2 separate regions of the Homo sapiens genome follow, and region 2 is linked to region 1. The links are chromatin loops, found by intact Hi-C in ENCODE. Cell type or tissue: B cell. All regions are shown on one strand. Links, peaks and the distances in the headings refer to the core of each region. The heading gives the core; the rest is flanking DNA. Region 1 holds the start of DHODH (dihydroorotate dehydrogenase (quinone)). Region 2 holds the start of SNORD111B (small nucleolar RNA, C/D box 111B).

Region 1 (11,598 bases), core at 3,599-11,598:
TACTGCACCTGGCCTGACTTTTTAAAAAAATAAATGTTATTGTGTATATTTAAGGCACACAGCATGATGTCATGGGATACATATAGATATTAAGAAGGTTACTATAGTAAAACAAACATATCCATCATCTCACATTAGTTACCCACTTTTTTTTTTGTTTTTGTAGCAAGAGCAGCTAAAATCTCATCTAGCATGAATCCTGTCTACTGTATGGTTTTATTACCTGTAATCTTCAGTTTGTACACTAAATCTCTTGACTTGTTCATCCTACATCTCTGCTACCCCCAGGACTGATTTAAATTACTGTATTCTGTCTCTTAAGTACATGCAAACAGAACTAGGCATAAATGCTATTTTTTTTTTATGGGGTCTCACTATGCCACCCAGGCTGGAGGGCAGTAGCATGATCATAGCTCAGTGCAGCCTTGAACTCCTGGACTCAAACGATCCTCTCACCTTGGCCTCCCAAACTGCAGGTGTGAGCCACCGTCCCTGGTCCATGAACTTTATCTTAAAACTCTTACACGGTCATAAAAACAAAACAATATTAAATGGAAGAATGAATACAAATTAAATACAAACAAAACTGAAAATCAATGAGATCCAAGTTTTGCCAAGCTAAATGGCAGATAAACAGGGCTCTGGCCTACGACTACACAGGTTCCTTTGAATCTGGCATGCATGCTATTTTATGATATGGGGAGGGTTCAGTTCTGATACCACGTTTCTTTATTTGACTCACACACACACATACACACACAAAAAAAACCTTTGTTCACACAGCAGGTCATTTGGTCTCCACCTGTTGCATATCCATCACGTGTATTACAGCTCGTTCTTTCTTGGTGCCAAAAAGTGATCATAAACTCAAACAAATGTGGGCACTGAACTGCTTGGTAGGTTTCAGGGTTAAGATGGTTATCCAGATAGTCCAAATGATGCTTATGTTACTCTAAAAATCAGTACAGAAGTGGTCACCAAAATTATGAAATTCTCTAAAACACAGACTGCAAGAATACATCCTGTTTGAAAAACACTGCAGTAATCAGCCAGGCGTAGTGGCTCACGCCTGTAATCCCAGTGCTTTGGGAGGCCGAGGTGGGCGGATCACTTGAGGTCAGGAGCTCAAGACCAGCCTGGCCAATATGATGAAACCCCGTCTCTACTAAAAATACAAAAACTAGCCGTGCATGGTGGCGCGTGCCTGTAATCCCAGCTACTCGGGAGGCTGAGGCAGTAGGATCACTTGGCAGTAGGTTGGCAGAGGTTGCAGTAAACTGAGATTGCACCACTGCACTCCAGCCTGGGGGACAGAGCAAGACCCTGTCTCAAAAAAAAAAAAAAACAATAAAAAAAAACCCAAAAGAAAAACACCAAAAACACTGCAGTAATCAAATGAAAGATAAATACAGTATGATCCTCCCTTTCATAAAGTCCAATTAGGGAAGAAAAGGCATAATAATTGTAATTAATATAGGCAGTGAAAAGTGCCAGCCCAGAGGGACAGCTTAGGTGCTGCTGGGAAGGTTCAGATAAGGAAGAAATTACTTCCAGCTTTTGGAATGAACATATTAAGATGGCAATATTTAGACAGATGAAATGGACATCTCGACAGAGGAGTCGATGTGAATAAATACACAGAGGTGGGAAAGTGGAAGGTATTGATAAAGAGAAAGAAATACTTGAGTGTGTGTGTGTGTGTGTGTGTGTGTGTGTGTACATGTAGGGGGTACTTGGTGGAACAGTAGTAGGAACTGTAACCAGAAAATGGGAGAGTTTCAAATGCCAGAATAAAGGGCTTGCAGTTTATTTGGAAGGTTTCTGAGCAGAGTAGTCCACCCTTTCAAGAGTTTGTGACAATGGAATCATCTGGATGTGGGATGCTTTTGTTTTCAAAGTTCACAGAGCCTCAACTTCTAAACATCTTCATATACATACATAAATAAATGCATGATACATCCACACATATGTTTCAAGCTTTTTTTCCAGATTAAAAAATGATACTTTATTATAATTTTTAAAATTGCAGAACGTCAGGCTGAATATCATTAGACACATACACAAAACCACTCATCTCTAAAGTCATCTTCTATACCCTCTCAAAATTTGGCCAATGAATTATGCCTCAGGGAATTTTCCAGTTCAACCCCATACATAAATGGAAACACTAGCCTTTTGGTTTTGCCCACAGTTCCAAAGTGCTATTACAGGTGGAGTATCTGCTGCAGGAGGTCATTCTTGCTGCTGTGGGTGTGAGTAAAATGTCTATCTGTATGCCTCTGGTCCTGCAGGCTTTGTTCTCTTTCTCCTTGTTTGGTCTCCTTCTACAGGGGTTACCTTACATACTGCAATCAAAAGACATCTTCTGCTCGGAATCAAAACAGATAGTGAGAGGTTCAAGTGAGAAGTAATGTTACATAGTAAGTTACTGAATTTACAATGAGAAATTGAACTCTGGGGTTACAACTCAAATATGATTTCAAGGTAAAGAAAATAATTACTTGGCTGGCTGGTGAAATGCTTAGTTCCTTCTAAAATCATAATTGCAATATGGACTTCTGCTTCATGCTGCATTCCAAGGCACCAATCAGGTAACCTACATCTCCCAAATGATCAACAGAGCGTTCCTTCCTATTTTACCCTCAGTGCTGAGAAATTACTCCTGAGCCCAGAAGTTGTTGTGTAGGTGACTTGGGTGACTTGGTGCCCAGGCAACAACTGCCACAGGCCCCACCTTGATGAACACCATTGATTTCTTTAAATATGATGATACTAAGATGGAGGCCCCTGCTCAGAGGAAGCAAGGACGTAAAAGCCAGGACAGGCTGCGCTGAGGGTCACTACACTAACAGACCCAGACGACACGATGGAACGTGAATACTGAAGCCAACAATCTTCTGGAACTCTCTTTTCCAAAACTCATATGCTGTTTTTTCTAATTGGGAAATCAGGGACAGGGAAACATTCGCATAATTACCCACCAACATGTTCTTCTTAACAGAAATGAAGATTATTATTATTTTTTTTTTGAGACAGACTGTTGCTTTGTCGCCCAGGCTCGAGTTCAGTGGCGCAATCTCAGCTCACTGCAAGCTCCGCCTCCCGGGTTCACGCCATTCTCCTGCCTCAGCCTCCCGAGTAGCTGGGACTACAGGCGCCTGCCACCACGCCCGGCTAATTTTTTGTATTTTTAGTAGAGACGGGGTTTCACCGTGTTAGCCAGGATGGTCTCGATCTCCTGACCTCGTGATCCGCCCTCCTCAGCCTCCCAAAGTGCTGGGATTACAGACATGAGCCATCGTGCCCGGCTCCACTTTGGTTTTTTCTAATCGGTTCAGGATCTCATTTACTTTCTTCTCCATTGTCACAATTTTTACATCCTTCTGCCTGTGAAAGCCTATCTGCCTCACATCCACGTCAGCTGTTTTCTTCAGGTTAGACCGTGGAGTATTTACCACATTAACGTTGTTCTTGCAGCCTTGAGTGCTATTGGCCTTCACAAGGTGGGCGCAGTCTGTCAGCACTTCCTTTGGAATGTCCTCTATATTCTCTCCCTTATGCAATTGAAGGTATACATGAGCCAAAGAGAGTCTGTCCGCACGAAACCAGATATATTCAGGCCAGCCATGCTTCATCAGATCTTCATGATGATTTATGGGTTAGTAGGAGAGATATAAAACTCAAGGGCCGGGCGCGGTGGCTCATGCCTGTAATCCCAGCACTTTGGGAGGCTGAGGTGGGCGGATCACGAGGTCAGGAGATTGAGACCATTCTGGCCAAAATGGTGAAACCCTGTCTCTATTTCATATTTATCCTTTCCCATGTAAATAGCGCAGGCAGATGAATTAACGCTGCTGCTGGTGAAGTAGAACACCATGATGCTGGCGGGGGTGCGGTGACTCCACCGTGGAGCAGCAGCGTTCAACTGTGGCGGTTGCCTGGTCCCCGGAACTCTCCTCTTTTTTTTTTTTTTAATGCATTATGGAAACTTTTTTATGTGATTTTTGTACATAAGGAATATGAGAGTAACTCTTTTACAAATGAAACTAATTTACTAGAACAAACAGTGACAAAACTGAACTGATATTTGATGTGAATCCATAGGAGTTTAAGCTTCAAATCCAGCCAAGAAATTTGTTACAACTCCATCAGCTTTGCATCTGAGTCTTCTGAGATCTTTCCATCAGCCCTGATAGTGCCCAACAGGGCTTAGCGCTGGCTGACAACATGAGACAAGAAAGCATTCTCAAACTTTGTAATCTTGCTGGGCTCCAGTTTATCAAGATACCCCCTTACACCCGCACAGATAACAGCCACTTGTTGTTCAGTAACCATGGGAGGATACTGTCCTTGCTTCAGCAACTCAGTTAGACGCACACCGCGACTCAATAGTTGTTGAGTGGGAGCATTGAGGTCAGAACCAAACTGGGCAAAAGCAGCAACCTCACGATCCTGAGCCAATTCCAGCTTCATGGTACCTGCCGCCTGCTTCATAGTCCTGGTTTGGGCAGCAGATCCAACACAAGACACAGACAGACCCAATGTTAATGGCAGAGCGGATATCTTTGTAGAACAATTCTGTTTCCAAGATCTGTCTGTCAGTGATGGAAATGACATTTGTTGGAATGTAAGCAGACACATCATCGGCCTGTGTTTCTATGACTAGCAAAGCAGTCAAGGAGCCACCACCAAAAGCATCATTCATTTTGGCTGCTCTCTCCAGCAACCGGGAGTATAGGTAAAACACATCACCAGGACAGGCCTTACGACCAGGGGGGTCGGTGGAGCAACAGAGACATCTGACAGTAAGCGACAGCCTGTTTGGATAAGTCGTCATAGATGATCAAAGTATATTTGCCATCGTCTCTAAAATACTCTCCCATGGAACAGTCAGAGTAAGGAGCCAGGTACTGAAGTAGGGCAGCATCTGAGGCCATAGCTGACACCACAGTGGTGTACTTCACGGCATCTGCATCTGTAAGTCTCTTCACCAACTGAGCAACAGTGGATCTCTTTCGACCAATAGCAACATAGATACAGTACAGCTTCTTCTTTTCTTCAGATCTATCATTGAAATGTTTCTGGTTAATGATTGTGTCAATAGCAATTGAGGTTTTCCCAGTCCTTCGGTCACCAATAATGAGCTCATGCTGACCACGACCAATTGGCACCAAGCTATCCACAGCCTTAATGCCAGTCGGCATTGGTTCCCACACTGAAGTTCGAGGAATGATTCTGGGGGCTTTCAGACCGACTCACTTATGGGTCTTGGAACCCATTGGACCCTTTCCATCAATAGCATTACCAAGGGCATCAACTACACGACCCAACAGCTCCTCACCGACTGGAACGTCCACAATGGTTCCTGTCCTCTTCACTATACCTCCTTCCTTACTTTATTATTTTCAAACACTACAATGCCAACATTGTCAGTTTCGAAGTTCAAGGACATATCCTTTAAGCCTGAAGAAAACTCTACCATTTCTTCTGCTTGGAACATTCCTCAGCCCATGTACATGGACAATACCATCACCAATACTTAAGACATGCCCAGTTTCTTCAAGGTCAGCAGAGGTATCAGCTCCAAGAACATGCTCTTTAAGAATAGAGGACATCTCAGCAGTCCCAGTCTTCTGAAGATGAGTGTTAGAGGCATGGAGGTTCCTTGCAGCAATGAAAGATGAACCCAAAGCATTTCTGGAGACCAGTCCTGCCCACCGAGTGAGGTCACGGGCTACGGCCGCGGAGACACACACAGACAGCATCTTTGCAGTTTCTCCACAGGTGGTACCTCCACAGCCGCAGCCTCTGGACTGACTGGGACCGTTTCAAGCATTTTTAAATGAAACCTGATGTTGATGAAATCTCTGAAAGTCAAGTCAGGTATCTTACACAATGCTGTAATTTCATTTCAATCCTTTTCATAAAGGGTAAAGTCCTTGTATATATTCTTTCAATACATGCTTTATCTAAGACACAAGCACTCTATCAATAAAAGTTTTAATTTAAACGACCAAAAAATTGGTGAGAGAGTGCTCAGAACTGAGGATAAACATGTAAGTAGTTTTTTGTCCCAGATGAGCAATGATTTATGTTGACTAAGGTGTGCTGAATTAACTTATTCCATTAAAGTGTAAAGGGAAGACAGGTTGATAAGCATAACTTTTACCTTGATAAATGTTTTCAATGATTTCTATTGCATGTAGACTGAAACACCTAGCATGTAAATTATTGCAGTAGAATCTGTCTCTAAGTCTCAGCTGGGTCTGTGAATTTGTTCTAATTTGATAGCTTCATACAACTGATGAAGCTCAAAAATGGCTTGACTCAAGATATTTCATACACCTTTCTTTTGCTCTAATTTCTGCTACGACAATAACCCAGCTATTTCAGCTGATGGCGGGAACACTGCAACTGGACAAAAATGACACGGATGGGTGTAGAGCCTCCAAACAATAAGTATCTGATTAATGCTGTTGACACCTAAGTCTACAGAGGCTATTCTCCAACGGCCAGGACATCATTAGGTAAGACATTTCAAAATTCTTCGTGAGGGCACGATTGCTTCAGAGGACTACAAAGTGACACATTAGGTCGTCATAAATCACCGCAGTACCATCCTGGCTAACACGGTGAAACCCCGTCTCTAAAATACAAAACAATGAGCCGGGCATGGTTGCGGGCGCCTGTAGTCCCAGCTACTCGGGAGGCTGACGCAGGAGAATGGCGTGAACCCGGGAGGCGGAGCTTGTAGTGAGCCGAGATCGCGCCACTGCACTGCAGCCTGGGCAACAGAGCAAGACTCTGTCAAAAAAAAAAAAAAAAAAAAAAAAAAATCACCGCAGTAAACCACACTCCAACGGGCCTGCACACTCAGGGTCTTGATTAGAAACAGTATTTAAAAAAATACCTCCACATCTGTTGCACCACAATGCCAAGGTATAACCAGGGCCACTTTCTCCAGGAGGCACAACAGGCGCAGGGCCAGGGAAGGGCCTCTGACACTTTTAGGATCTCAAGAAATTTTTTTTTTTTGGTTATTTTTCTTTGTTTGTTTTTGAGACAGAGTCTTGCTTTGTCGCCCAGGCTGGAGTGCAGTGGTGCTATCTCGGCTCACTGCAACCTCCACCTTCTGGGTTCAAGCGATTCTCCTGCCTCAGCCTCCCGAGTACCTGGGATTACAGGCGCCTGCCACTACGCCCGGCTAATTTTTGTATTTTATTTTATTTTTTAGTAGACACGGGGTTTTGGGTGTTGACCAGGTCTCGAACTCCTGACCTCAAGTGATCTGCCTGCCTCAGCCTCCCAAAGTGCTGGGACTACAGGCGTGAGCCACCATGCCCGGCCTCAAGAAAATGTTTTAATTTCCTTAAAAAACCTTAAGAAAAATCAACTTTTAAGTTGAAAAAGTTTATATATTAACATATTCATCTTTATATCAACACAGCAGTAAAATTTATTTTTTAAAGTGATAAAAACTGTACAAATATTTCTGGTGTGAAACACAGTGTTTTGATGCTCGCGGACTCTTGGATTCGAGGCTGCGGTAGTACGGACAAACACCGTGCAGCGGCATCTCATCTCCGCCAACAGCCGGCGATCAAGCGGGCAGGCTGGGAGAGGGCGGGCGGAAGAGGCGTGGCCGCCGCTACTGCGCACGTGCACCCAACCAGAACCTGGGGGTGGTGCCGGGCCTTCCCCGCTGCGCGGAGGCGTCCTCTCAACCCTTCTGCCCGGCGACTGGTGGGTTGGCGGCTAAGGGGCGGAGACAAGAGGGGCCGCCACCATCTCCTCCAATGGAAGGGAGACAGGGGCGGGCTTAATGACGGAAGGAGCATGGCGTGGAGACACCTGAAAGTGAGTCCCGCGAGTGAGCAGTGTGGATGGGGGACCAGGGACCGGGGAGGGCGAGAACGGAGAGTCAGGCCGGGCGAGGCATGGACCGAAGGCGGCTCCGGGAGTGTGGGCCCCCCTGGGACGTGTGCGTGTTTCCGGGGTCTCCTGCAAATGCTCGTGCGTGTGCATTTGCACGTGGACTCGGTCAGGCGTGTGCAGACAGCGCCTGCAGGTCTGGGTGGGTGCTGATCTGAGTGTCTGCGCCTGGGCCATGTTTTTGAGCCTGGCACAGGGGTGCTTAGTGAACACATGACCGCCTAGCGTTGTGTGCCGGATCCAACGGGGAATGAAACTAGAGTAGGACATGCTCCCAACCCTTTTAGGTAAAGTTTTGTTAGGGGCGGGGGTCTCTGTGAAAAGTTCTTAGCTGTATCCCCGTATGTAATAGGTGTTCAGAGGCCGGGCGCGGTGGCTCACGCCTGTAATCCCAGCACTTTGGGAGGCCGAGGCGGGTGGATCATGAGGTCAGGAGATCGAGACCATCCTGGCTAACAAGGTGAAACCCCGTCTCTACTAAAAATACAAAAAATTAGCCGGGCGCGGTGGCGGGCGCCTGTAGTCCCAGCTACTCGGGAGGCTGAGGCAGGAGAATGGCGTGAACCCGGGAAGCGGAGCTTGCAGTGAGCCGAGATTGCGCCACTGCAGTCCGCAGTCCGGCCTGGGCGACAGAGCGAGACTCCGTCTCAAAAAAAAAAAAAAAAAAAAAAAAAATAGGTGTTCAGATATTTGTTGATTGACATGGTGGGGGGGAGTACAGTCTCCAAGGGAGGCAATGAATAACCTTGACTTTCTTTTTATATGTTTATTTGAGACGGAGTCTTGGGCTGTCGCCCAGGCTGGAGTGCAGTGGCGCGATCTTGGCTCACTGCAACCTCCGCCTCCCGGGTTCAACCGATTTTCCTGCCTCGGCCTCCTGCGTAGCTGAGATTACAGGCGCGCGCCACCACGACTGGCTAATTTTGGTATTTTTAGTAGAGACTGCAGTTTCACCATGTTGGTCAGGCTGGTCTCGAACTCCTCACCTCGTGAGCCTCCCAAAGTGCTGGGATTACTGGCGTGAGCCACCGCGCTCGGCCTGAGTCTCTTTTTAAAATAAATAAATGGAGAGAGATGGGATCTCACTGTGTTGCCCAGGCTGGTCTAGAACTATTGGCCTCAAGGGATCTTCCCGCCTCAGCCTCCCAAAGTGGTGGGATTACAGGCGTGGGCTACCGCGCCCAGCCAATGAATACTTGATCTACATGTCTTTAGCAGTTTGGAAGGATCCTTAAAAGCAAATCTAATCATGTCATTTCCTGGCTTAGGGAACAAAACCCAAATCTTTATTTTGGCCAAGACTCCTGCTCCTTTCTCCTGCCTCGTCTTAAGCCTTACTTTCCCTCACTCCTCTGTTCCAAACTTTCTCCCTTTTTCATTCTCTTCTGCTACTGAGAGAGCCTTTACACTTTTTCCTCTCCGTACTGCCTTCTGGTTAACTATTTTTTTAAATAATTGAACCAGAATAGGTTCAGAGAGACCCCCATCAACTCGTTTATCCCTTGAGTATCAGCTTTAAGTCATTTCCTTAAGGAAGCCTTTCCTTACCTCTAAGATTAGGTTGAATACTTCCATTACCTTATACTTTTTATCCTTCATCACAGTTGCTATGACTACATATTTGCATGATCATTAATTTCTGTCTGTCGCTTCATAAGATCACACTCTCCATGAGGGTAGGGGCAAGATCTGTTTTGTCATCTTTGCTCAATCAGTATTTGATGAATGACTGAACTAATGAATGAATAACTCAGCATGTGGCAGTGATAGAGAAAAGCATTGTGAACCACTTTTGATCCAATAAGATCTGAAGCTTCTGTTTTATATTTTACACCCCCGTTACCTTGAAATGGAATATATGTATAATGTCTTTGTATGTATACATTTTTGAGAGAGTCTGACTCTGTCGCCCAGGTGGAGTGCAGTGGTGTCATCCCGGCTCACTGCAGCCTGGACCTCCTGGGCTCAAGGGATCCACCCACTTCTGCCTCCCAAGTAGCTGAGACCGCAGGCGCACCACCATGCCTGGCTAATTTTTTATATTTTGTAGAGACGGGGTCTCACTATGTTCCCCAGGCTGGTCTCAAGCGCCTGAGCTCAAGCAGTCCTCCCACTTCAGCCTCCCAAAGTGCCGGGATTACAAGCATGAGCCACCAAGTCCAGCTATGTGCAATTTTTAAAAGCCAGCATAATTAATACCCTAACTGGAATATAAAGGAGAAAATGTAAAAGTAGTTTATATTAATAATAAAATTACATGTATTTCAGTATGTAAATATTGCTATGACTCCCCTAGTGAGATAGTTGTGTTTAAGTCTCTACTTAGAAATGCAGGTACACAGGTGTGTTACATATCAGGCACCCCAGGAAAGCACTGTACCATTCCCGATGAGATTTTCTGAAATGGTGAACAATTCTTGGGAATGTTCTATGTGAAACTGTACAGTTGTCCCTCAATTTACAAGATATTTGTACTGTATGTGAAAACCATGTAGAGGCTGGGCACGGTGGCTCATGCCTGTAATCCCAGCACTTTGGGAGGCCAAAGCAGGAGTACTGCTTGAGCCTAAGGGTTCAAGACCAGCCTGGGCAACATAAAGAGGCTCTATCTCTTCAAAAAATTGGCTGGGCTTGGTGGCATGTGCCTGTGGTCCCAGTTACTTGGGGAGGCTGAGGAGGGGAGGATTGCTTGAGACCAGGAGGTCAGGAAAGACAGTTTGTGTTTATGTGGTAAAATATAGTTTGGCTTAGATAATATGAACGGATAATTTTTACCCACACAAATGTCAGAATGTTCAAAAGTCACACAGGAAATGGGGCAGTTCATGTCAGATAGTCTCAAGCCAAGAAGGATGTCTGACTTTATGGATTCCTGCCCACCACATCTATTAGCATTACCCTGTCACTGTAACCAGTAGCAGTGTCCACCACGATCACCCTAGGGGACAGTACTGTCCCTCTTTAAATTTCTGGCCTGGAGTCCCAGGACAGCCTTTAGGGCCTGAAGAAGGTGTGTAGGCAGAAGTATAGATACAGCCTCTGACTGTAGAGACCAGTGTCAGCGGAAGGCTAAGGGCGTCTGTTTCATGTGACCTGCCGTTATGCCCTCTGTGTACCTGGGTGTGAAGGGCTCAGGAAGGGTGCTGCAGCCTGGCCTGGGGGACCCCCCTAATATGCTCTTTTTTGCAGAAGCGGGCCCAGGATGCTGTGATCATCCTGGGGGGAGGAGGACTTCTCTTCGCCTCCTACCTGATGGCCACGGGAGATGAGCGTTTCTATGCTGAACACCTGATGCCGACTCTGCAGGGGCTGCTGGACCCGGAGTCAGCCCACAGACTGGCTGTTCGCTTCACCTCCCTGGGGCTCCTTCCACGGGCCAGATTTCAAGACTCTGACATGCTGGTAGTGCTCCCAGACACCCTATACATTAAATACAAAGGCGAAGGCTGCAGTCCCCTAAACTTCTCAGCTGGGACTGATCTTTTTGAAAACCAGAACCCCAAGTGAGCAGTGGGGATTTGGAATTCAGTCTGAGCATTATTATTTTATGTCATGTAATTAGCAACGATGATTATCTATTACGTATATGGGATTGTGTTAGGCGGTGTTCTTGTTTGATCCTCCCAGCTGCTCCATGAGCTGGATCCTGTTACCATCCCCAGCCAT
Region 2 (10,872 bases), core at 1,216-9,215, 1.5 Mb before region 1:
TGCATTTTTAGTAGAGGGGTTTTCACTGTGTTGGCCAGGCTGGTCTCAATTCCTGACCTCAAGTGACCCATTTGCCTCGGCCTCCCAAAGTGCTGGGATTACAGGCGTGAGCCACCACTGCGCCTGGCCTCGTATATAGTTTTTCTAGTACTGGACTGATCCTCCGAAATGCACCTTCCTCCACGATCCAAAGTTAAGGTGTCGCTGGAGAACCTGAATCCAACTAGATTTGGGAAAAAATGAATTCCAAAGGTTTGTAATGGATTGTATCAGTTATAAGGAAAGGGGAAAGTAGACTGTTTTGATCAGCTACAAAATATGAAAAGTAACTTGCGGGGAGCTGTTCAGGGATTCAGAAGCAGCTCCTAGCTTCCTCTCTTTTGCTTTTTTTGTTGTTTCTCCACTCCCTGGTCTTTCAACATCGGTCCTTTTCGTTCATGTTTTACTGTGGTCCTAGAACGTTAAACATATACCTTAGTCTATGGGCTGGGCGCGGTGGCTCAACGCCTGTAATCCTAGCACTTTGGGAGGCGGAGGCGGGCGGATCACGAAGTCAGGAGATCGAGACCATCCTGGCTAACATGGTGAAACCCCACTAAAAATACAAAAAATTAGCCGGGTGTGGTGGCGGGCGCCTGTTGTCCCAGCTACTCGGGAGCCTGAGGCAGGAGAATGGTGTGAACCCAGGAGGCGGAGCTTGCAGTAAGCCAAGATGGCGCCACTGCACTCCAGCCTGGGCGACAGATTGAGACGCCTCAAAAAAAAAAAAAAAAAAAAAAAGGAAAAAAAAAAGATATACCTTAGTCTCAAGTAGAAAATTTTATATCTCTCAGGACCCATTTCTAGCCTGGAGCATTGATCTTGCCACCCTGCTTTTGCTCAGCCCAGAAAGTTATTTATGAGGACGTTTACTCATAATTCTCTCTTCTCGTTTAACAATAAAATCAAATATGTATGTTAATTCTATACTAATGACCTTGGATTTCTCAAGGTCCCGTGCTTTTTATTTATTTATTTTTTTTTTTGAGATGAGGTCTCATTCTGTCGCCCAGCCTGGAGTGCAGTGGCATGATGTTGGCTCACCACAACCTCCGCCTCCCAGGTTCAAGCGATTCTCCTGCCTCAGCCTCCCGAGTAGCTGGGACTACAGGCGCACAGCACCATGCCCAGCTAATTTTTGTATTTTTAGTAGAGACGGGGTTTCACTGTGTTGCCCAAGCTGGTCTCGAACTCCTGACCTCGTGAGCCACCACGCCCGGTCACATATGTTGTTTCTTAATAGGGCTTGCTCTGCTGGTTCTGCTGTCTTCATCCAGAATTTCCCATACAGAAATGTCTGTTGAAGTAATAGTCTCCCAGCTATTTTTCTGTTTTCTGTTTTCTTAGCTTTCTTGGACTCCGTACTGTTGGTGTAACCAAGGCCTGGAGGTCTGGGTGGCTCAGGTTTCCTGCAGCCATGTTTCTGTACAACTTAACCTTGCAGAGAGCCACTGGCATCAGCTTTGCCATTCATGGAAACTTTTCTGGTAAGTTCTCTCGTTACCATCTTTTGAAATTTTAAGTGAATTAATACATATCTTGCTTAGTCTCTTGTGCAGGAAATGTTTTCCATTTATGACAAAACAGTTGTTGGTAAATGTAAACAATTCAAATTATGAGATGAGGTGTTAAGTTCTGGTGCATTATCTGTTACCTATTTCAGATGCATTTCCTAGTTCACAAATTGTGTAATGATTCTTGTCAGGGCACACTTTTCTTGGCTGCTTACCTAGTGCCAAGTCGTGTGCCTATTGCTGTAAGACATACTGAGATGTGTAAGACCTGATCTTTGATCTTGAATTTGACATCAGGTTGGGTAAAAAGAATGTCTGAAGGTGTTTGTCTGGTTATCAGAGAGTAATTTAAATAAAGGGAAGGTTGGACCTTGGTTTGGTGCTTGAAGAGATAGAACTTTTGTATGAGAGAAAAGGGAAAATGCAGTTTAGGTAGGGAGTGCTGTCTGCATAGAAACAGATAATTTGCTTACGTTTACCATGTGGGGAATATTTTTGTAAAGATGGATTAAGGCTAGGTTTGAATTGTGTGAAATTTCAAATATTGGATTAGGAAATACAAAGTTACTGAAAGTGAGGTACTAATGTTTATAAAATAAAAACTTTTTCTTGCCATTTGCAGATTTAACATTTTTGAGTCAATCCAAGTAATGCAGGAGGTTCATGATTGTGTAGAGTAAGACATAATTTTGTTGAGGTTTAACTCTGAATACTTAATGTGGTACTGAATACTTAATGTGGTACTGAGAGGCAGCCTAACTGACCACACAGCATTCATATTTCATGTTGTTATTTTCTCTGATCCTCATTATGGCTCTTCCTGCGGGTTTGAGTCTTCATTTGGGTAATTTAGTTATTCTTTGCTGCATTTGATTAAGGAAATACGTATATGGGAATTTGGAGATTTGTGACTGACTTCACTATGTAATGCAATGAATCTCAGCTGGAGTTTGGATAGAATTTTTGAAAGCACGTTTTTGTTTTTTGTTTGTTTTGTTTTTGTTTTTTGTTTGTTTTGTTTTTGTTTTTGTTTTTTCCTTGAAACAGAGTCCTGCTCTGTCACCCAGGCTGGAGCGCAGTGGTGTGATCTTGGCTCACTGCCACCTCCGCCTCCTGGGTTCAAGCGATTCTCCTGCCTCAGCCTCCTGAGTAGCTGGGATTACATGCGTGCACCACCATGCCCGGCTAATTTTTCATATTTTTAGTAGAGATGAGGTTTCACCATATTGGCCAGGCTGATCTCGAATTCCTGACCTCGTGATCCACCCACCTTAGCCTCCCAAAGTGCTGGGATTACAGGCATGAGCTACTGTGCCCTGCTGAAAGCACATTTTTAATACTAATTTTATCTTTCAAATTCCTTTTCCAATTCAGTCTTCCTTTTTATCTAAAATGATGGAGAAGTTTTCTTTTTTTTTTTTTTTTTTTTGAGACGTAGTCTTGCTGTGTTGCCCAGGCTGGAGTACAGTAGTGCGACCTCGGCTCACTGCAAACTCCGTCTCCCAGGTTCAAGCGATTCTCCTGTGTCAGCCTCTGGAGTAGCTGGGATTATAGGCACGTGCCACCACACCTGGCTAATTTTTGTATTTTTAGTAGAGATGGGATCCCACCATGTTGGCCAGGCTGGTTTCAAACTCCTGACCTCAAGTGATCTGCCTGCCTCAGCCTCCCAAAGTGCTGGGATAACAGGTGTGAGCCACTGTGCGTGGCCTTTTTTTTTTTTTTTTTTTTTTTTAGAGACGATATCTTGCTGCGTTTCCCAGGATGGAGTGCAATGGCAGGATTATAACCCACTACATTCTCTGAACTCCTGGGTTCAAACTGTCCTCCCACGTAGCTGGGACTAGAGGCACAGGCCATCACACCTGACTAATTTTTTTTTGAGACGGAGTTTTGCTCTGTTGCCCAGGCCGGAGTGCAGTGGCACAGTCTTGGCTCACAGCAACCTCTACCTCCTGGGTTCAAGCGATTCTCCTGCCTTAGCCTCCCGAGTAGCTGGGATTACAGGCATGTGCCACCACGCCTGGCTAATTTTTGTATTTTTAGTAGAGACGGGGTTTCACCATGGTGGCCAGGCTGGGTTCTGGTTGTTTATGATCTTTATTTTTTGGTGATCTAGGAACCAAACAACAAGAAATTGTTGTTTCCCGTGGGAAGATCTTGGAGCTGCTTCGCCCAGACCCCAACACTGGCAAAGTACATACCCTACTCACTGTGGAAGTATTCGGTGTTATCCGGTCACTCATGGCCTTTAGGCTGACAGGTGGCACCAAAGACTACATTGTAGTTGGCAGTGACTCTGGTCGAATTGTTATTTTGGAATACCAGCCATCTAAGAATATGTTTGAGAAGATTCACCAAGAAACCTTTGGCAAGAGTGGATGCCGTCGCATCGTTCCTGGCCAGTTCTTAGCTGTGGATCCCAAAGGGCGAGCCGTTATGATTAGTAAGTGATTTACTCTACTTGCTGTATATGCCTAGTTTAGGATAACAATGCTGTGCTCTTGGTGGTGTGCCAGTGCCAATTAATTACTTATGTGGGTTTGGCATCATGTTTGGATTTACTCTAGGTTTAAAGTTGCATTTCCTTTTTAAAAGAGTTGCATTTTCTTTTAAAACAATGGGAAAAATCTTAACACACCTTTCTACTTCCCATCTAGTTGGAAATGGGTGTTTTTCAATTTCTTTTTCTTTGGCAAAAAGACTACAATGAAATGATCTTATGTTATTAGACAGTGAATATCGTTGCTTTCATCAGCCTGAAGTGATGATTCACATTCATGTCTCTTCTCTGATAAATTCTTGAAGAAAATTTTTGTGTGTCTGATCAGGCCTCTAGAGGGCAGTCATAAATCGTTAGATCTATTTCAGAGAATAAGGCTAATGATAATTTTATGAATTACTGTTTTTCAGTATCCTTAAATGTAGGACTCATTAAAAAATTTTGACTAGTTAGTGGGATATTTAAGACCTGTATTAGGAAGAAGGGGGCCACAATGATGCCATTGTCTTTAAAAAAATTTATTTATTTATTTTTAAGAGATGGGGGTCTCAGCCGGGCACGGTGGCTATTTATCTTTAAAAGAGATGGGGTCTCAGCCAGGTGCGGTGGCTCACACCTGTAATCCCAGCACTTTGGGAGGCCAAGGTGGGAGGATCACTTGAGGTCAGGAGTTTGAGACCAGCCTGGCCAACATGGTGAAACCCAGTCTCTACCAAAAATACAAAAAATTAGCTGGGTGTGGTGGTGGGTGCCTGTAATCCCAGCTACTTGGGGCAGGAGAATCGCTTGAACCCGGGAGGCAAAGGTTGCAGTGAGCCGAGATAGCGCTACTGCACTCCAGCCCGGACGACAGAGTGAGACTGCATCTCAAAAATAAATAAATAAATAAATAAATAAATAAATAAATAAATAAATAAGAGAGAGATGGGGATCTCACAATGCTGCCCAGGATGGTCTTGAATTCCTGGGCTCAAGCAATCCTTCCTTCTGTCTTGGCCTCCCAAAGTGCTGGGATTACAGACTTGAGCCACTGTGCCCAGCTCCACTATTGTCTATTCTTTTTTTTTTTTTTTTTCAAATGAGGCAGAGTTTCGCACTTGTTGCCCAGGCTGGAGTGCAGTGGTGCGATCTCAGCTCACTGCAACCTTTGCGTCTCAGGTTCAAGCAATTCTCCTGCCCCAGCCTCCCAAGTAGCTGGGATTAGAGGCATGCACCACCACACCTAGCTAATTTTTTGTATTTAGTAGAGACAAGGTTTTACTGTGTTAGTCAGGCTGGTCTTGAACTCCTGACCTCAGGTGATCCACCCACCTCAGCCTCCCAAAGTGCTATTCTGATGATAGAAAACAGAATCCTGAGTTTTTATACTTGTAGAGTTACTGCTGTTAATAATGATTAAAAGAAAAGCATGATGTGACTCTAGCTGTTCTATAAGTCTCTCTTCTCATTATCTGGGAATCTTGTATGTTTTATCTCCTTCAACTACAGGTGCCATTGAGAAACAGAAATTGGTGTATATTTTGAACAGAGATGCTGCAGCCCGACTTACCATTTCATCTCCCCTGGAAGCCCACAAAGCAAACACTTTAGTGTATCATGTAGTTGGAGTAGATGTCGGATTTGAAAATCCAATGTTTGCTTGTCTGGAAATGGATTATGAGGTAATGGGGACCCTGTCTCTTTGCGTTTCTTTCAGTCACCTCAGTGTTTTTTTTTAAGATTGTTTTCCGGCCGGGCGTGGTGGCTCACGCCTGTAATCCCAGCACTTTGGGAGGCAAGGCTGGCGGATCATGAGGTCAGGAGATCGAGACCATTCTGGCTAACACAGTGAAACCCCATCTCTACTAAAAATACAAAAAGAAAATAGCCGGGCATCGTGGCGGGCGCCTGTGGTCCAGCTACTCGGGAAGCTGAGGCAGGAGAATGGCGTGAACCCGGGAGGTGGAGCTTGCAGTGAGCCGAGATCTCGCCACTGCACTCCAGCCTGGGCGACAGAGTGAGACTCCATCTCAAAAAAAAACGAAAAGATCGTTTTCTTCCTTGTGCATACCTTTTTTTCTTTTTTTTGAGACAGTCTTGCTCTGTTGCCCAGGCTGGGGTGCAGTGGCACAATCTCAGCTCGCTGCAACCTCTGCCTCAGCCTCCTGAGTAGCTGGGACTACAGGTGCTGCCACAACGCCCAGCTAATTTTTGTATTTTTAGTAGAGATGGGGTTTCACTATGTTGGCCAGGCTGGTCTTCTGACCCCAGGTGATTGGCCCACCTCAGCCTTCCAGAGTGCTGGGATTATAAGGCCTGAGCCACCTCACCCAGGCCCAGCCCCTTATGCATATCTTAATTCTGTCCTGCTAGCAGATCTTCATATTCCAAATGCCTTACTGAAATTCTTTGGGATGCTTCAGAGGTTAAGCAACTATTTAATAGTCTTTCTCTGATTTAAGTAATCTCCCTATGGAAACAAGATATTTATTGGGAAAAGCTTCATGAAAAACTTGAAGCTATGTTTAAGGTATTTTTTCACAGAACATACTATTGTTTTCCTTTAACGGAAGGCAGTATCCTCTAGTAGAGAGCTCCCTGGATCCAGAATTTGGAGATTGCAGTTCTCGTTCTAGCTCTGCCATTATCTTATAGCATAAACTTTGTCAAACTATTTGGCGTCAGCCAGGTGTGGTGGCATGTGCCTATAGTCCTAGCTGCTTGGGAGCCTGAGGCCCAGGAATTCTAGGCTGCAGTGAGATAAGATTGTACCACTGCAGTCGTGTACAGTGGCTCACGCCTGTAATCCAAGTTTGGGAGGCCGAGGCGGGCAGATCACCTGAGGTCAGGAGTTCGAGACCAGCCTGACCAACATGGAGAAACCCCATCTCTACTAAAAATACAAAATTAGCCAGGCGTGGTGGCACATGCTTGTAATCCCAGCAACTCGGGAGGCTGAGGCAGGAGAATCACTTGAACCTGGGAGGTGGAGGTTGTGGTGAGCTGAGATCGTGCCATTGCACTCCAGCCTGGGCAACGAGCAAAACTCCGTCTCAAAAAAAAAAAAAGATCATACCTCTGTGCACTGCAGCCTGGGTGACATAGTGAGAACCTGTCTCTCCAAAAAAAAAAGAAGACATTTGTGGACTTCTGTTTCCTCATTTGTAAATTGGAGTCCTGATGTCCTTTCCAGATCTTCGATTTTATGCTGATGATTAGTTTTTATGCCACTATTCTCTGTAGGAAGCAGACAATGATCCAACAGGGGAAGCAGCAGCTAATACCCAGCAGACACTTACTTTCTATGAGCTAGACCTTGGTTTAAATCATGTGGTCCGAAAATACAGTGAACCTTTGGAGGAACACGGCAACTTCCTTATTACAGGTACTTTTCTTTCAGAGCTGCTTTGTACCCTTTTACTTGGTTCATTTTATGCCCAAACCTAATAGGTTTTACTTAAAGGGTTTGGGAATTAATCCATTTGTTGTGAACCTGAATACCTTATCTTTTGGACAGGTTAGAAGTTCATGTGGTGGAGTGATTTTAAAAAGTGTTGGGGATAAAGACTGCCTAGCTCCTTAATAACTCATATTCTACTGAGGGCAGGGAAGAGAAGTTGAAGGGAGCAGTCAGCTTGGAATATTGATTACTGTTAGTTGCTGTGACAGTTTGGCTGTAGTCAGTCTTTGCCTCTCATTCAAACCTAACTCTTTCAAAAGCCAAACAAAATGGACAGACCCCACAAGATGGAACTTGTGAATTTGAAAACTTAAACAAAATAGAAATATTTTTGAAGACGATTACCAGATTGATCCAAAAATAAATTAAGAACTTCAATAGACCAGCGTTAGAGAAATTGAAGCAGTAGTCCAAAGTCACTCTCCCAAAAGATTGAGGTCCAGGATTTTCAGGAAAGCTTTTATCTTCTTGTTGAGGGACATATATGTATTCCGTTTTAAAACAAGTTTCTCGGCTGGGCATGGTGGCTCACGCCTATAACCCTAGCACTTTAGGAGGCTGAGGCAGGAGCATCACTTGATCTCAGGAGTTTGAGACCATCCTGGGAAACAAGGTGAGATCTTGTCTCAATGAAAAAGTAAATATTAAAAAAAAAAGTAAAACAGATTTCTCTAGAGTAGAAAAAGAGTAAATGCTACTGTGCCGCTCTCTGAGTCTAGTATGACTACAGTATCAAAACTAGGGATGGACAGTAACAAAAAAAATTTGCAGGCTAGTTCATACGGTTGTAGATAGGAAAAGCTAACATTCCAGCAAATCAGATTCAGTGTTTTAAATGCACATAGCTAAGTAACGTTTTTGGAGGAGCTAAAAAATGGAAAATATTTTCATGGTTGGAAATCAGTTCACCATTGGAAAATACACGTTACTAATTGATTATATTAAAAGACTAAATGAGTACAGCTACATTTGTGGTCATCTGCATTTCAGCAGGCTTGGGGAAAACTGATCTAGTTCTATTTTGAATCATTTGCACTTCAACTGATGTCTAAAATAAGATGTTGTTTGGGGAAGATACTGGAGAATAAAAATAAAGGACAGCACTTACCTTTGTTAATACGTTAAGCAGATGAATTTTTGATCACACATCTCATTACTTGTAACATATTACCATACCTTTCATTTACAAGGGCTTTTTCATTCTTTCAACACATTTTTATTGAGCCTTTGCAGTCAGTATGTGCTAAGTCAGTCTGCTGGATCTTGGGACTTCAGTGGTGAAAAATTAGACGTGGTGCCGCCTTTGTGCAAGATTGAGTCTGGTGGTGAATACAGATAAATAACCAAAACAATTACCAGAAACTGTGCCAAATGCCATGACAGCACAGAGAAGAGGTTCCCTAAACAGGGAAAGGAAACGAATGTGTTACAGAAAGCTTGCTGGAGTCTCTAAGCTGAGATCTGAGGGCTAGTTAGAAGTTAGCTAGGTGCAGTTGGAGTGGGAGAGGAAGTTTCAGTTGTAGGCAAAGGGAACAGCATTTACAAAAGCCTAAATACAAGAAATAACATGGTCCATTCAAATAATTAAAAGCTCATTATGATTTAATTATTAAGGGACTGGGGTAGGAGTAGGGGTGGGGTGAAAGCTACTGAAGGATTCTAAGTAGGGAAATAATCTGATAGGTTGACAACCTTAGAAAGATTAATTGCTTACATTTTGGCTAATGAAATGGAGGATATTAAGACTGTAAGAGGGGAGACTGATGAGGACATTAAGAGATACTGGTAGCTGCTAAGGAGGTAGAATCAATAGGGCTTTGGGAGGAGAGAGAATTGAAGGATTATACTCAGGTGTCTGGTTTGGTCTGTTGATGGTAGTATTCTCTAAGGTGGAGAATCTAGGAGGTGGAGCAGGGTTGGGAAGGAACTTGAGTTTGTTTATGAACATGCTGTTACTTTATTTTATTTTTATTTTATTTATTTACGTTCTTGAGACAGAATCTCGCACTGTTGCCCAGGCTAGAGCACAGTGGCACGATCTTGGCTCACTACAACCTCCACCTCCTGGGTTTAAGCAGTTCTCCTGCCTCAGCCTCCCGAGTAGCTGGGATTACAGGCGCCCACCACCATGCCTGGCTAATTTTTGTAGTTTTAGTAGAGACGGGATTTCACCGTGTTGGCCAGGCTGGTCTCGAACTCCTGACCTCAGGTGATCTGCCTTTGGTCTCCCAAAGTGCTGGGATTACAGGCATGAGCCACCATGCCCAGCCTGAACACACTGTATTTTAAAAATACCGGTGGAAGGTCCATGTCCAGTAGGTGATTTGATGTATTATAGGTCTGAAGATGGGGTCTGAAGATGAGAACTGCATTTGGGCTTGGAGGTAAACATTTGGATACGTTATCCAGGCTGAGACCAAACCTTCCATGTAAACACAAACTGTGCTTCATCCTTATCTACCATGAACATAAGGGAGGAGAAACACATGAAATGTTTCTTAGCATCAGGCACATTACCATCATCAAGTTGTGCTGAAAGAGAGGAGGAGTTGAAAGCTGAAGAAATTCATGTCTGAGTCAAAGTCACTGCTAAGTTTTATTTTCTCTCACAGTTCCAGGAGGGTCAGATGGTCCAAGTGGAGTACTGATCTGCTCTGAAAACTATATTACTTACAAGAACTTTGGTGACCAGCCAGATATCCGCTGTCCAATTCCCAGGAGGCGGGTAAGATCTTTGATATAAGAAGAGAGAGATTTGTGTTTAATTTTTGTGATTACAGTGTAGTCTCTTAGTTTGTTACCAATTTAGTTTTTTTGTAAATTAAAAAAAAAATTCAGTGACCCTGGGGCAGGGACGTAAATGTTGTTTTTAATAAAGCTGGTGAAATATTTTAGTAAAAGCCAAACAAATTCTCTTAGAAAGGGAATTAAAACTAATCTAATTTCTATTTCAGAGGAACCTGTGGACAATTATTAATTTGAAATTCCTGAATGTTTCTAGTTTGGAGAAACCAGGCATATTTGTTAGAGATAGGTTGCCTTTTATTCTATTTGGTTTTTTTTTTTTTCCAACATTTTTATTTTGAAAATTCCAACATACAGAAAGTTTAAAAACAATGAACAATGAATTCCCACATGCCTTTTAGATTAATCCGTTATTAATATTTTGCTACATTTGTTTTTTCTTTCTCATGATATATCCATATACTTTCTAGGCTAAGCAATTTGAAAAGAAGTTACAGGCATTATGATGCCTCACTCCAGTAATCTTCTAAGATAATGGCTCCCGAGAACAAGGACATTTTCCTACATTACCAGATTGCCAATATCATACCCAAGAAATTGTAACATTTTGTGTAGTATAGTTACCTTATGTA

What was found. Hi-C counts contacts between places; a loop is a spot of excess contacts. Peaks named below come from ENCODE experiments on the same cell type or tissue, not always from the same donor. Only the 100,000 strongest peaks of a DNase experiment are listed, where the experiment ranks them.
Region 2: a loop joins it to region 1, with 10 times the contacts of the local background. A loop is called at or near these places in 3 of 110 quality-filtered maps.

Annotation. Positions count from the first base shown.
Region 1 is chr16:72,000,929-72,012,526 of GRCh38, forward strand. It overlaps DHODH (dihydroorotate dehydrogenase (quinone)), which reads left to right and starts at 7,816. Exons shown (of 9, transcript NM_001361.5): 1 at 7,816-7,857; 2 at 11,122-11,334. The coding sequence starts at 7,837. It also overlaps the pseudogene ATP5F1AP3. RefSeq lists silencers at 7,568-7,667, 7,611-7,810. In B cell, for the core only: no CTCF peak of the experiment used is centred there; a DNase peak (open chromatin) is centred at 7,753; H3K4me3 peaks cover 1,368 bases; H3K27ac peaks cover 1,333 bases.
Region 2 is chr16:70,525,201-70,536,072 of GRCh38, forward strand. It overlaps SF3B3 (splicing factor 3b subunit 3), which reads left to right. Exons shown (of 26, transcript NM_012426.5): 2 at 1,387-1,526; 3 at 3,673-3,999; 4 at 5,545-5,717; 5 at 7,279-7,420; 6 at 10,108-10,220. The coding sequence starts at 1,457. SNORD111B (small nucleolar RNA, C/D box 111B) reads left to right here and starts at 4,299; the gene lies at 4,299-4,399. In B cell, for the core only: CTCF peaks have their summits at 4,375 (motif pointing right) and 4,574; a DNase peak (open chromatin) is centred at 4,371; H3K27ac peaks cover 933 bases.